Regions from separate parts of the Homo sapiens genome. Here region 1 is linked to region 2. The links are chromatin contacts, found by Hi-C or POLR2A ChIA-PET in ENCODE. All regions are on one chromosome and are shown on one strand. The core of a region is the stretch at or near the end of the contact, and the rest is flanking DNA. Distances in the headings are between cores, read along the strand shown.

Region 1 (6,204 bases), core at 1,329-3,828, 170 kb before region 2:
TGACAAATGAGAGGGAAAGGGGGAGTTAGAGTCCCTTCTCAGCATGCTGCTCTGCCTGCCTTACATAGAATCTGCTATCAGAGGAAGAGCTTTAAACAAGCTTTTGGGGCCAGGGTATAGTGTGGGATGTGATGAATGGTGCCTTGTAAGATGCTTCCTGTGAAGCTTGCCCATGGGAATGAGTTATATGTATAATATATATACATTTGTATGAACTCTGCACAAAATACGAGGTAAGATGGAAAATGGCTGGAAAAGTGCCAAAGAGACGTGGGAAGTTTGTAGAAAGGTGATAGTCAGGAAAGAATAAGTAGTTAAAATAAGCTAATGTGTGGCTAGAGAGGAAATAATATTTAGAGGTAGGCTAGATAAAACATCATGGCTAGAAAGAAAACAGGAAGAATATTACTGAAGAAAATTGGCCAAGAAAAAAATGCAAACTCTAAAAGGTCAGAGAGCCATTTGAAAGAAGGGGGTTGAGAGATCAAGGCCTACGCCAGTGCCTTCCAGGCAGCCGCCCTTTTGAGTAGAATTGATTTGTGGATATATTTAGGTGCCTGGTTGAAAGACAAAACACAGCACTCAGATACTTTCTCTCATCTTATTTCATCTTGACGTTGGTCATTATTGCTAAGGAGACAGGGACATGGAAAACCACTTAGGGAAAGTAAAGACAGAGATTTTAAGGTGAAAAATAATTTGGTCATAGGACCCTTTAACCTTCCTTTCTCAGGTCTCTGAGAATAAAAAAATGGTCTTTGGCATGCTAACCTTTAGCTTTGTACATTTGATTCTGCAACCTAGAGGGAGAAAGAGAGAGAGAGAGCACATGATTGGATGGTAGAAATGGGTTCCATACTTCCCCTTTGGAGAGAATTTTTTCTTTGGCCCTGCCATTCACTTCAATATTGTCCTCACCTTCTTAACTCTAAATTCCTGTACTTATGTCTCCTCAGTCTCACCTCTCATTCACCCTTTAATCCCTTCATTCTCCTAAAATTGCTCTTTGTCATTCCAGAATATGTTATTTGGAGTCTTTTACTGCATCTAGCACTTTCTGCATGCATTTTCTATCATTTGTGTATACACTTCATTTGTTGTGTATATAGTAGATTATAGGTACCCAGAGGCACAAATCCTTATCTACGGGGATGTATCATGTTCATTTCTGACTCTGTAAGGCACTTGCTCAATGTCTTATATATAGTAGGATGTCAATAAATATTTATTGCTCTGAATGGCTAAAACCACATTACCTTAAACTATTCAGGGGCATATGCCTCCTGTTTTTCCTTCTATTTCAAATATGTCACAGGAAGAAAAAAACTGCCTTATCCGGTATAATCTTCCAAGGATTTTATAAAAATTCAAAACACATACTGTATCCAACTCATGAACTCATCAACTTAGCCTGCATCCAAGGATTTTCAGGAGACTGGAAAAAAGGAAACACACTAAAATAGAATATACTTTTTTATGTTTGATGTTTTTCTTCCTTGATTTTTCTGGGAATATTTCTAGATAAAAGAGTATACTTTTCATACATAAGTGTTATATATATATGTTTTGTGTGTGTGTGTGTGTCTGTGTGTTATGAGGTATACTTCATTGAAAAACTGAAGGCCAGGGACTGCTTTTGAAAGCCACAATGTGGCCATGTGGCTCCTTAAGACTTACGACCAGTAATGGAGATGGTGAAGATAAACTCCTTCAGCTTTGGGATCATGATGCCACGGCTTTGTTCTGGCTGGCTGTCCTCTATAGATGTCTACCAGTTCCTATTAGCTGATTACAGAGGTACACATTGGCAAGGCATGTATATGCACACATGTGCAATACAGAGGTCTACCTGGATTCTGCCACCCTGGGCTTCTCATATCCTCATTACTAGAGCCTGGAAGGGCACATTGGAGATCTGGCTCTGGCTTGGATCCCTTAGGACTTCACGTCTTGGTGGCCTATCTCATCTGCAGGGAGAAGACATGGGAGGCTGTGGTGACCACCATTAGGGTCAGCTCGCAGGGTGCTTTCACTACTCTGTCAGTCAATCAGCAGTCAACTAATCTTTATTGAGCACCTACTATATGTAATGCATGAATGGCGCTGCTCTAGGCAGGGGAGATACAAATTCTTCAGATACCTGTGACTCAGCTCTGGCCTCAGAGGAGGTGGGGGGTCCCTCCTTCATCCTTCCCGTCTCATCATGGGTCACAGAGAGTCCCCAGCACTATCTTTCCTGTCTTGTTATAATAGTCTTAGAGTACCTCTTCATTTTACAGCTAAACTAGTAATGATCCTAGGATTACCAAATTTACAACAAAATTCACTCTTGTAATCTAACAGCTTGCCAAAATATGGGTGATTTTTTAGATTTTGAAGTGGAAAAAGGAGGAAGTAGAGATGGGGAGACAACTTACCATTCGTTTTGACAAAGAGGAAAATTAAAATGAAGAGATTCACCCAGGCCCACTGTTTTTTCCATGTCCTTGTGTGAAAGTGTAGAAAGGTTTGATGGGACAGAAAGAACACTCAGATTGGGTGTGCTTACTCATGCCTTCAACAACATTCTATGTGCTGGGCCCTCTGCCAGGGCTTAGAAATATAACAGTCAATAAGACAGGCACAGTGTGTCAGGACACCAGGGTTTTGATTTGACTCTTGCCAAATGAATTTTGTGACCCTGAGAAGACACTTCACTTTTCTTGCTCTCAGTGTCCACATCTGTAAGCTGAGACTGACACTGGAGGTGGCCAACATTCTCTAACTTTTTCCTAGCTCCGCCTGGAACCTCTAGGACCAGGGACACAAACTCTTATCTTGGAAATGGAGGTACTGGTGCCGGTCACTTTTCCATGAAGGGCTGGGGAGATGCCTCTGGGGTCCAGTCCCCTCTAGACAGTGAGCATCCAGATTCCTGAGGATCAAGGGGAGGTGTGATGATCTCCATTGTCCTGGGCCAGGAAATGCCAAACAGGAGTTTCACATTCAGCTCCTTCTCTGGACTACCCTGGGAAGGAGCCCACCTCCTGCTGCTCAGCCCAGCGGGTGCTCTGTGCTGACTCTCACACGGGCTGTCAGCACATTGACTGCATTCCTCTGCATTCTCCCGGCTTCAGGGTTGTCAGCCAATTAAAAGAGCAATTCTGACACTGGATGAAAAGGGAAGGGAGAGCTATGTTTGGTGCAAAGTGTGGGCAGGAGGCACTGCTGGTGCTGGAGGAGTCCAGGCTGGATGCAGAAGCTGCTCCTCCCTCCTGTGGAGGAGGACAGCCCTGCCCAGCCCACCAAGCTCATCCCTGTCCCCACAGCGGACAGCTGGCCCCAACCCCTGGAAGATCCTGCCGCTGTGGTCTGTGCAGAATTTAATTACACCTTTGGGAGGTGTTTTTTGTCCCCCTGCACATCACCAGGAAGAAACTATGACTTGCAAATTCAGGGTTCTTAACCTTTTTTTGTGCCCTTTGGCTGTCTGGTAAAGCCTATGGATCCCCTCTCAGAAGAATGTTTTTAAATGCAAAAATTTAAATACATACATAGAATTATAAAGGACATAAAGGACACCAGTCATATTAAAATCAATAAACAAAATATTTTAGTGATAAAGTGATAGAATCACAGGTACTGCTAATACTACAGTGTTTGCTGCCTATGGTGTTATTTATTGCTGCATAACACAACTTAGCAACTCAAAAATAACAAATATCACACTCAGTTTCTAAGGGTTGGGAATCTAGGAGGGGCTTAGCTGGGCGTTTTTCCTCTGAGTCTCCCATGAGGTTGAAGTCAAGTTGTTGGCCAGGACTCCAGCCATCTGAAGGCGGGAAGATTGACTTCCAACTTCCAAGCTCACTCATGTGGCTGTTGGCTGGTCTCACATTCTCACTGGCTCTTGGCTGGATGCCTTAGTTCCTTGTCACATGTCAAGACATGGCAGCTGGCTTCCCTTAGAGTGAGTGATGGAGAAAAAGAACAAGAGTCCCAGTCAGAAGCTGCACCCTTTCATAACCTAATCTCGGAAGTAACAGCCATCACTCCTCCTGTGCCGTATGTCACAGGACCAATGTGGGGCTCCAAGGGAGGGACTGCACGGGTGTGTGAACATCAGGAGGGGGGTCCCTGGAGCCACATGGGAAGCCAACTATCACACCTACATTCATGACAGAGGGACAGGCTAAATTTTCATTATAGCTTAGTAAAAATAGAGACATAAATTTTTTTCTCATCCAGTTTCCTGGAACCTGAGATCTAGCCACAGACCCCAAGTTAAGAATCCCTGATAGATTGAAAGCATTTTTGTTTCCAGGCAATTTCTAGTCTTTTTATTCATGACTTTTTTTAGCTTTTTTGAGGTACAATAAAAAAATTGAACACATTTAAGGTGTACAATTTGGTGTTTTGATATATGTATGTATTGTGGAATGATAGCCAGAATTTATTGAGGTATAATTAAAACTTGTACACATTTAAGGTATACAACTTGGTGTTTTGATTTACACATGTATTGTAAAATGACAGCCACAGTCAAGCTAACTAACGTATCTTCACCTCACACAATTTACCCATAGTCACATTGACGTATGTTAGATGTCCAGAACTTACTCATCTTGCAAAACTGAAACTTTATACCCTTTGATCAATGTCTCCACATTTCTTCCTCCCCGCCAGCCCCTGGTAACCGTCATTCTACTCTCCACTTCTATGAGTTTGACTATTTTAGATTCTACATATAAGTGAGATCCTGAAATATTTGTCCTTCTGTGTTTGGCTTATTTTACTTAGTATCATATCCTTCAGATTCATCCATGTTGTTGCAAACGGCAGGATCTCCTTCTTTTTTTAGGCTGAATGATATTCTGTTTTGTATATGTATACATATATACCACATTTTTAAAAATCACTTATCTATTGTAGACATTTAGGTTGTTTCTATATCTTGGGTATTGTGAATAATGCTTCATTGCACATTGGAGTATTCATATCTCTTCAGGGTACTGATTTCATTTCCTTTGCATATATACCCAGAAATGAGACTGCTAAGTCATATGGTAGTTTTATTTTTAACTTTTTGGGGAACCTCCATACTGTTTTCCGTAATAGCTATACCAATTTACATTTCCACCAAGAGTGTACAAGGGTTTCCTTTTCACCACATCCTCACCAACACATGCTATCTTTTGTCTTTTTGATAATAGCCGTTCTAACAGGTGAGAGGTAATATTATATTGTGATTTTAATTTGCATTTTCCTGATTATTAGTGATGTTGAGCACCTTTTTATACACCTATCAGCCGTTTGTATATCTTCTCTGATAAATGTCTATGTCCTTTGCCCATTTTTTATTGGGTTGTTTGATTTTGCCATTAAGTTGTTATGAATTCCTTATATATTTTGGATGTTAAACCCTCATCTGATACGTGGTTTGCAAATATTTTCTCCCACTTCGTAGGTTACCTTTCACTTTGTTGATTGTTTCCTTTGCTGTACAGAGGCTTTTTAGTTTGATAGAATCCCATTTTTCTATTTTTGCTTTTGTTGCCTGTGCTTTTTGGGGTTATATCCAAGAAAAATCATTGCCCAAACAAAGATCAAAAAGCTTTTTCCCTATGTTTTATTCTAGTAGTCTTTCTGATTTTAGATCTTACTTTTAAGTCTTTATTTTGAGTTGATTTTTGTATATAGTGTGAGATAAGGGTCCAATTTCATTCTTCTGCATGTGGATATCCAGTTTTCCCAATACCATTTGTTGAAGAGACAATCTTTTCCCCGTTGTGTTTTCTTGGCACCTTTGTGAAAGATCAGTTAATGAGTGTATTTATTTCTGGGCTCTCTATTCTGTTCTATTGGCTTATATGTCTGTTTTATGCCAGTGTCATGCTGTTTTGATTGTTATAGCTTTGTAATATATTTTGAAATCTAGACAGCTGTTGCTTCCAACTTGGCTCTTCTTACTCAACATTGCTTGGACTATTCAGAGGTTTTTGTGATTTCATATAAATTTTAGAATATTTTTTCTATTTCTATAAAGAATGCCTTTGGAATTTTAATAGAAATGTCATTGAATCTGTAGATCACTTTGGGTAGTATGGATATTTTAACAATATTCTTTTGATCCATGAAAACAAGATTTCTTTCTATTTATCTGTGTCTTCTTTAATTTCTTCATCAATGTATTATAATTTTCAGTGTATAAGCTGGCCCTAGGGG
Region 2 (5,962 bases), core at 3,222-5,721:
ACCTTTAGATGACGATGATTTGGTTTCCCACAGGGTCTGTCCACAGGACAGAATATGCTGGTCCGAAGTCTGGTCTCATTGAAAGTTTTTGTATTGAAAGAGTAAAAGAGCCAGCAAGATGATTTATTACTTTTTCATCTTATTAAGGGCTTCAGAATCCAAAGGCTCTGATGGTGGTGAATTCCTTGGTCTTAGCCTCTTTAGACCCCTTGGGCCACCCCCTCTGAGGCCAGCTTTCTTCATGAGGAATCAGCCTGAGCCTCTTTTGAACTCTGCTAGATGTGTTTAAGGAGAACAAATGGCAGCAACTTGGCAGACGCAGATGTGACAGTCAAAACACCAGCCAGCCGCTCACGAATGTCTCAGAAGGGTGTGATGCGTGGTAATGGGTCACGTCGCGGAGGCACAGATTTGAATTCCGCAGGCTGGTGGACAGACGCGGCACCCACAGCGGAACAAAGCCAGCACTGTGGCTGCTCTCTCCTCCTGGAGCCAACTCCTCCATTCTCCTGAAACTAGCACAGAGGTCTTTGTGAAAAGCTGCCTTCCTAAGAAGGCTGACTGCTGGTGCTGGTGATGCCAACACTGAGGGCTAGCATATCACTATTTTCTTTCTTTCATAGAGGGCAATTTAGGATTGTGCACACACAGAGGATCACAAAGGTCTCTGTTTCTAAAACCACAGTTCTGCTGTATTTACTGCTCTGGGCCCGGTGTGCTCCAGGGACCCCAGAGAAAGTGTAGGATAGGATAGGCCTTGTCCTCCAGGAGACCACCACATCACCACTTAATCAGGGCTTGTATGTTTGCCTGGTAGTCTCAAGTAAATTGGAAAAGAATTAAGATCGCAAGCTGTGGAGTCAGGTGACTGCATTCAATTCCCAGCTCTGCCGCTTTATGTGACCATTATGGAATATCTATAAGCCTGTTTCCTTCTTTGTAAAATGGTTTTGTAGGAGAGTTCCGTAGATCAAAGAATGAACGTAACGGCAGTATCATTCCTAGAGCAAAATAAACACTCGATGTGGTAAGAAAAAGAAATGATGTTAGCCCAGGATCTTACGTAATTAGTTGCAAAATGCCATCACAAAAGTGATCGGAGTGCAGAGAAGGGACAAGACACTGGGATTAGAGTTTCATGGAAGGCTTCACAGGGAAGGGAGGAGGAGAAGGATTTTTGGTTCAGAAGACAAAAGAATACCCGGTACCATATAAAACAACAGACTATGGTCCAGTGACATTTGTCTTTACTGCCTACATTACACATTCTCTTAGCAGTCCGCTTCCCAATGCTGTTGAATTTTTGCAAAGTAACACAATGAACATTGACTTGATCATTGAGTCCACTGTCCAAACAAGATAGTTCTTCCTGTGCCTTGTACAATTCACTTCCAGGTCTCGAAGGGGTTGGCACAGAGCTGCAGCTCCACCCACCTTTTGACATCTTTTTTTTTCTTTTTTTTTTTTGCTAGTCCCCTTGTCAAATTTAACATTCATTTCGTTATTTTTAAAATAGGAAATACATTCAATCGTTTATATTCAAAAGAGATAATAGGGAATACAGTAAGTTTCTCTCCTGCCCCCCATTCCCATTCCTGAAAGCAAACAATGTTGCCTTGCTACCAAGTTGCTGCATTTACTTTCATAAATAATCTACACATAGGCCAGGCGCAGTGACTCACACCTGTAATCCCAGCACTTTGGGAGGCCGACGCAGGTGGATCACCTGAGGTCAGGAGTTCGAGACCAGCCTGGCCAACATGGTGAAACCCCGTCTCTACTAAAAATACAAAAATTAGCCAGGCATGGTGGCGGGCACCCGTAATCCCAGGTACTCGGGAGGCTGAAGGCATGAGAATCACTTGAACCCGGGAGGCGGAGATTGCAGTAAGCTAAGATCGCACCACTGCACTCCAGCCTGGGCGACAGACCAAGACTCCATCTAAAAATAATAATAATCATCTACCGCATATATAAGCAAACACATTCGCTTTGTTTTGCTCAAAGGGTAGCGTACAAATATTTCTCTGCCTCTTTTTTTCATTTAATTTTCTTAGGAAAATTCTGTATTGGTATATGAAGAGCTTCCTCATCTTGTTTTTTTTAAAAATGATAGATACCTACAGTTTTTCATCCTTTGGATAGCTGAGAAATTTGTTATGAGACCACCTGTCAGCATGAATACCTAAAAGGTCCAATTTTCTTTCCATTGATTCTGGGATAGGAGCCACTAAAAAGCAACATTTGTGAAGAAAGCTCCTTTTCTCTGGAATTACAGGTTCCACTTTCCCCATAGGTCCTTTGTTTCATACAGAGAACACAGACTTATGGACCTGACACTCTCAGGAGGTTATAGCCATATGTGAATATGTAGTTAGCATCTGGGTAACTCAGTTGGCTTACAAGGGTCCACAAACAGGAGCCAAGTAATTTTTTAAAAAGTGACTAAAAATACAGATTCTGAACAAACACCAACAGAAGCACCATCAGCTTTAAGCTGAACCTTAATTTGGTAAATCCTGAACTGCACTCCAATGTTTTTAAGATTTTTCAAGCAAAGGGAACCATTTTGAACTAAGACTCTGCATTCTTTTAAAACTGCTGGGTTGAACAAAAGTGGAACAAACAAGTTGCCTAATCAAACTTGGTCTACACTAATATTTTGATTCAGGGCATGGCTGCCCCAAAAGCCACTCAGAGGCACTAAATTCAACTTCCCAGAGTGACACATTGACCATCATCTTACAATGTCTGTATGTAACACGAGGCCAGGGTTGGGACGTGAACACAGAGTAGGCTGCCTCTCTCTGTCCTAGGTCCCAAGTACATATTTTCAGGATGTGAAAAGAATTCAATAAAACCACTATTAATTTGGTGAATAAAGACAAGTTCTGAGCTGTCTTTTTCAGATCTTCCTAGTTAGAGCTACGGGACAAATTCTTAAACATATTAGCACTTAGCTTTTGGAGACCAAGGGCTCCTTTGCCTTGCTGCAAAGGGCCATCTCTGGAGAGCTGAACCTCTCCCCACCCTAACAGGAGGTGCTGGTGGGTCTGAGAAGCAGTGGAGAAGTAGGTTTCCAGGCAGAGTAAGAAGGATGCTGTGCCAGGGCTCTGCAAGACAAGAAGCTGGAATGGGGTTTGGTCCTGTGACCCAGGTGGGCAAAGTGGGCAGAAGGTGAAGTTACCAGGGCTAAAGCAGGAACCTCTGCCTACCTGGGACCCAAGGGTGAACTCCTTAATTTTCCATAGTACAGGTGACACAATGTTCTTATTATTTAAATACTGCAGCTCTTCCTTTCTCACATAACCACAGAGGGTCTTTACTCTATCCCTCCTGTCAATGCCTTGGGCTCAGGGCTTTCCACCTGCCATTCATTTCTCACAATATGTCCACAAAGGGGATTCTATAGTTGGCCCTCAGTATCTGTGGGTTCCACATCTGTGGATCCAACCAATGGACGATTGAAAATATTCCACCTCAAACAATAAGAAATAACAATACAAAAAAATACAAATAAAAATATAACAGTGTAACAACTATTGACATAGCCCTGACATTGTATTAGGCATGGCAAGGAATAAAGAGATGATCTGAAGTATACAGGAGAACGTGCATAGGTTATATGAAAATATTATGCCATTCTATGACTTGAGCATCTACAGATTTTGTTATCTGCAGGGAGTGGGGTGGGATTGAGGGTGTCCTGGAACCAATGCCCTGCAGATACTGAGGGATGACTGCATACCCCATTATAGATAAGAAAACTGACTCACGTTAAGTGACTAGCCCATGGTCACATGATGTTCAGGAATAGAACATTTATTAAGTATCTACTTCTAAAATTGTTATCATCTCCCATGTCTGTCATGGAGGGAGTATTGCAAAATGGTTAAGGCTTCACATGGTGGTTTATCTAATACTCTCAATAATTCAATACAATCTAAGTCAGTCAATCATACAATTGAGGAAACTGAGGGTCAGAGCTGGGTTAGTGAGTTGCCTGAGGTCAGAGAGTGGAGCAACTAGGATCTGACCCAGGTCTCTGGCTCCAAATTGCTGCCTTTCTCACTGATATGCTGGGTCAGCTTGCAGAGAAGCTCAACAACTCAGCAATTCCATCCTGAGAGCCATTTCCTGGAGTGAGAGAAAATTTAAACCACTGCAAAAATAAGGTCTGATGCATCTGGCCACTTCAGACTTAGAGATCAATTCCAGGGTAGGCTGATGGGACACACAGCAACAAAATACCACACACCTTGTTTTTAAGCTCCCTTGGCAGGTGGCTTCACATGGACAATTGGTCTTGCCTTTGGCATGCTTCTGGTACAAGTCACTCAATGAAGCTGAAATGGCCTTTAAGACAGGCAGGCAGTTTGAGAAGCTCTGACACAGGGATGTTAGGATTGAGACATCCTGGGATCAGGGCCAAGTAGGGAGGACTTGTGATCCCTGGAAAGGCTATAGCCATGAGCCAATCCCAGATTAACTTCCCCCACCTCAGAGGCCTGGCTTCCACTGCTGGGTTTTTCTGGTTTCCTGCCCATGGAGCCCTAGCACAGCAGCATCCCTCTATACGCTGCCTAGAAGTCTACCCCACCACTCTTCAAACTCTCCAGAGCTTATTACTCAGCAAATTCTGTTGCTCTCACCTGAGTCCCACCTGTGGCCAAGTGGTACTCATGAGTAACCCTGACTCTGACCAACTGGAGTTCAAATTTTTGACTTGTGGTTCTGCCAAGGCCATTGTTATGGCAACTGGAATGTGCTTCTATTGGCACTGCATGGAGGTGAAAGTTGGAGAGAAGGGGAAACAGTCAGTTTTGGACCCTTTCTCTCACTCTTCATAACAATACTGGAAGGTAACATCTGGCATGCTTCCCAGTCTACGTAAGACTGCAGTCAGACCTTCTGTTGAGAGACCAGACATAGCAGCACAGACTCTCACCTTTCCCAGCAGAAATGGGTGCAAACAGCAGATTCTGGGAAGTTCCCTTTGTACTTTTGTGCCCAGTGCCCAAAGAATGATGGAATCTCTATCATTCCAGGAGTGGAGACTTGGGAAGATGTTAGGGATTTCTGAAAAGCAGAGAAATCACATTCAGTGTAATCTAGTTTAAAAATAATAGGCTTGAGCCAGATCCCAATTTGAATCTCAGCTCCATCATTTAGTTTGTGTGATCTTGGTCAAAAGAAATTAGACTTCACTGATCTCTTTAACTCATCTATAAACTAGAGATATTATCTTCCTCATAGGTTCATTGTGAGGATAACCAGATAAAGGTCCTTTCTTCTCTTGCATACTTTTAAGTGTAGCTCTCCTTCTCACAGCCTCCCCAAACCGTAGGTGATTTGTCCAGATGTCCATCACTGGTCCAAGTATATTTGTGAAGTAAAAGATGGCTAGGCCATTCTAGACATTACAAGATGCTAAGAAAGGCAGGCCAGGAGAAAAAACATATATGTAAAACAAATCTGTAAAGATAAGCAGATACAAGACTACAAAGCCCCACAAAGAGGGCAAGCTTTGCCAAATGGGACTTTGGCCCCTTGCAAGATATGCCAGGTCCCGTAGCTATTATATTTTGGCTTATGTGTGTTGGAGTTCGCCTATTTATGGCAACCAACAGACAGTATGTCAAGTACTTTACTTAAGCACCTGCTTCTGTCTCAGGTATTGGACTCATGGGAGCTATTATTTCAAAACCTCTCACTCACAACTTACTGCTATGTGCTTAATTCCTGATGTCACTAATGGAAGCAGATACTCCATGGGACTATCTGAATGATGATGGTTTTAAATTAATCAAATTAGCTACAGTGTTTGATGAATAATTTCTATGGTAACTGCAGATGAAGCTCAAGACAGAACATGCTCTTCTATTTTTCTGTGTAATTCTTCACATTAAATAAATGCCTCCTTGATGAGTGGAGAAAAAATAATTATATTCCATTGAAGCTA

Evidence for each region. A loop is a pair of places that touch in the nucleus more often than their neighbours do. ChIA-PET counts read pairs that join two places held with the same protein, here RNA polymerase II (POLR2A).
Region 1: a loop to region 2 is called in a map of motor neuron, with 2.8 times the contacts of the local background. The contact joins two enhancer-like sites. A Hi-C loop is called at or near these places in 1 of 168 maps with a recorded cell type or tissue (motor neuron). POLR2A ChIA-PET finds 5 or more read pairs at or near these places in 2 of 52 experiments (A673 and HEK293).

Annotation. Positions count from the first base shown.
Region 1 is chr5:54,716,490-54,722,693 of GRCh38, reverse strand. The region is part of intron 1 of LINC02998 (long intergenic non-protein coding RNA 2998); the gene reads left to right. The region is part of intron 2 of LOC105378969 (a long non-coding RNA gene); the gene reads right to left. Among named protein-coding and RNA genes, the nearest start is that of LINC02998, 25 kb to the left of the region's middle. Within about 2 kb of position 2,578, at least 7 of the 41 ENCODE cell types and tissues checked have a DNase peak (open chromatin) inside an H3K27ac peak, as active enhancers do.
Region 2 is chr5:54,546,585-54,552,546 of GRCh38, reverse strand. It overlaps SNX18 (sorting nexin 18), which reads right to left. Exons shown (of 2, transcript NM_001102575.2): 2 at 5,961-5,962. Among named protein-coding and RNA genes, the nearest start is that of SNX18, 32 kb to the right of the region's middle. Within about 2 kb of position 4,471, at least 9 of the 41 ENCODE cell types and tissues checked have a DNase peak (open chromatin) inside an H3K27ac peak, as active enhancers do.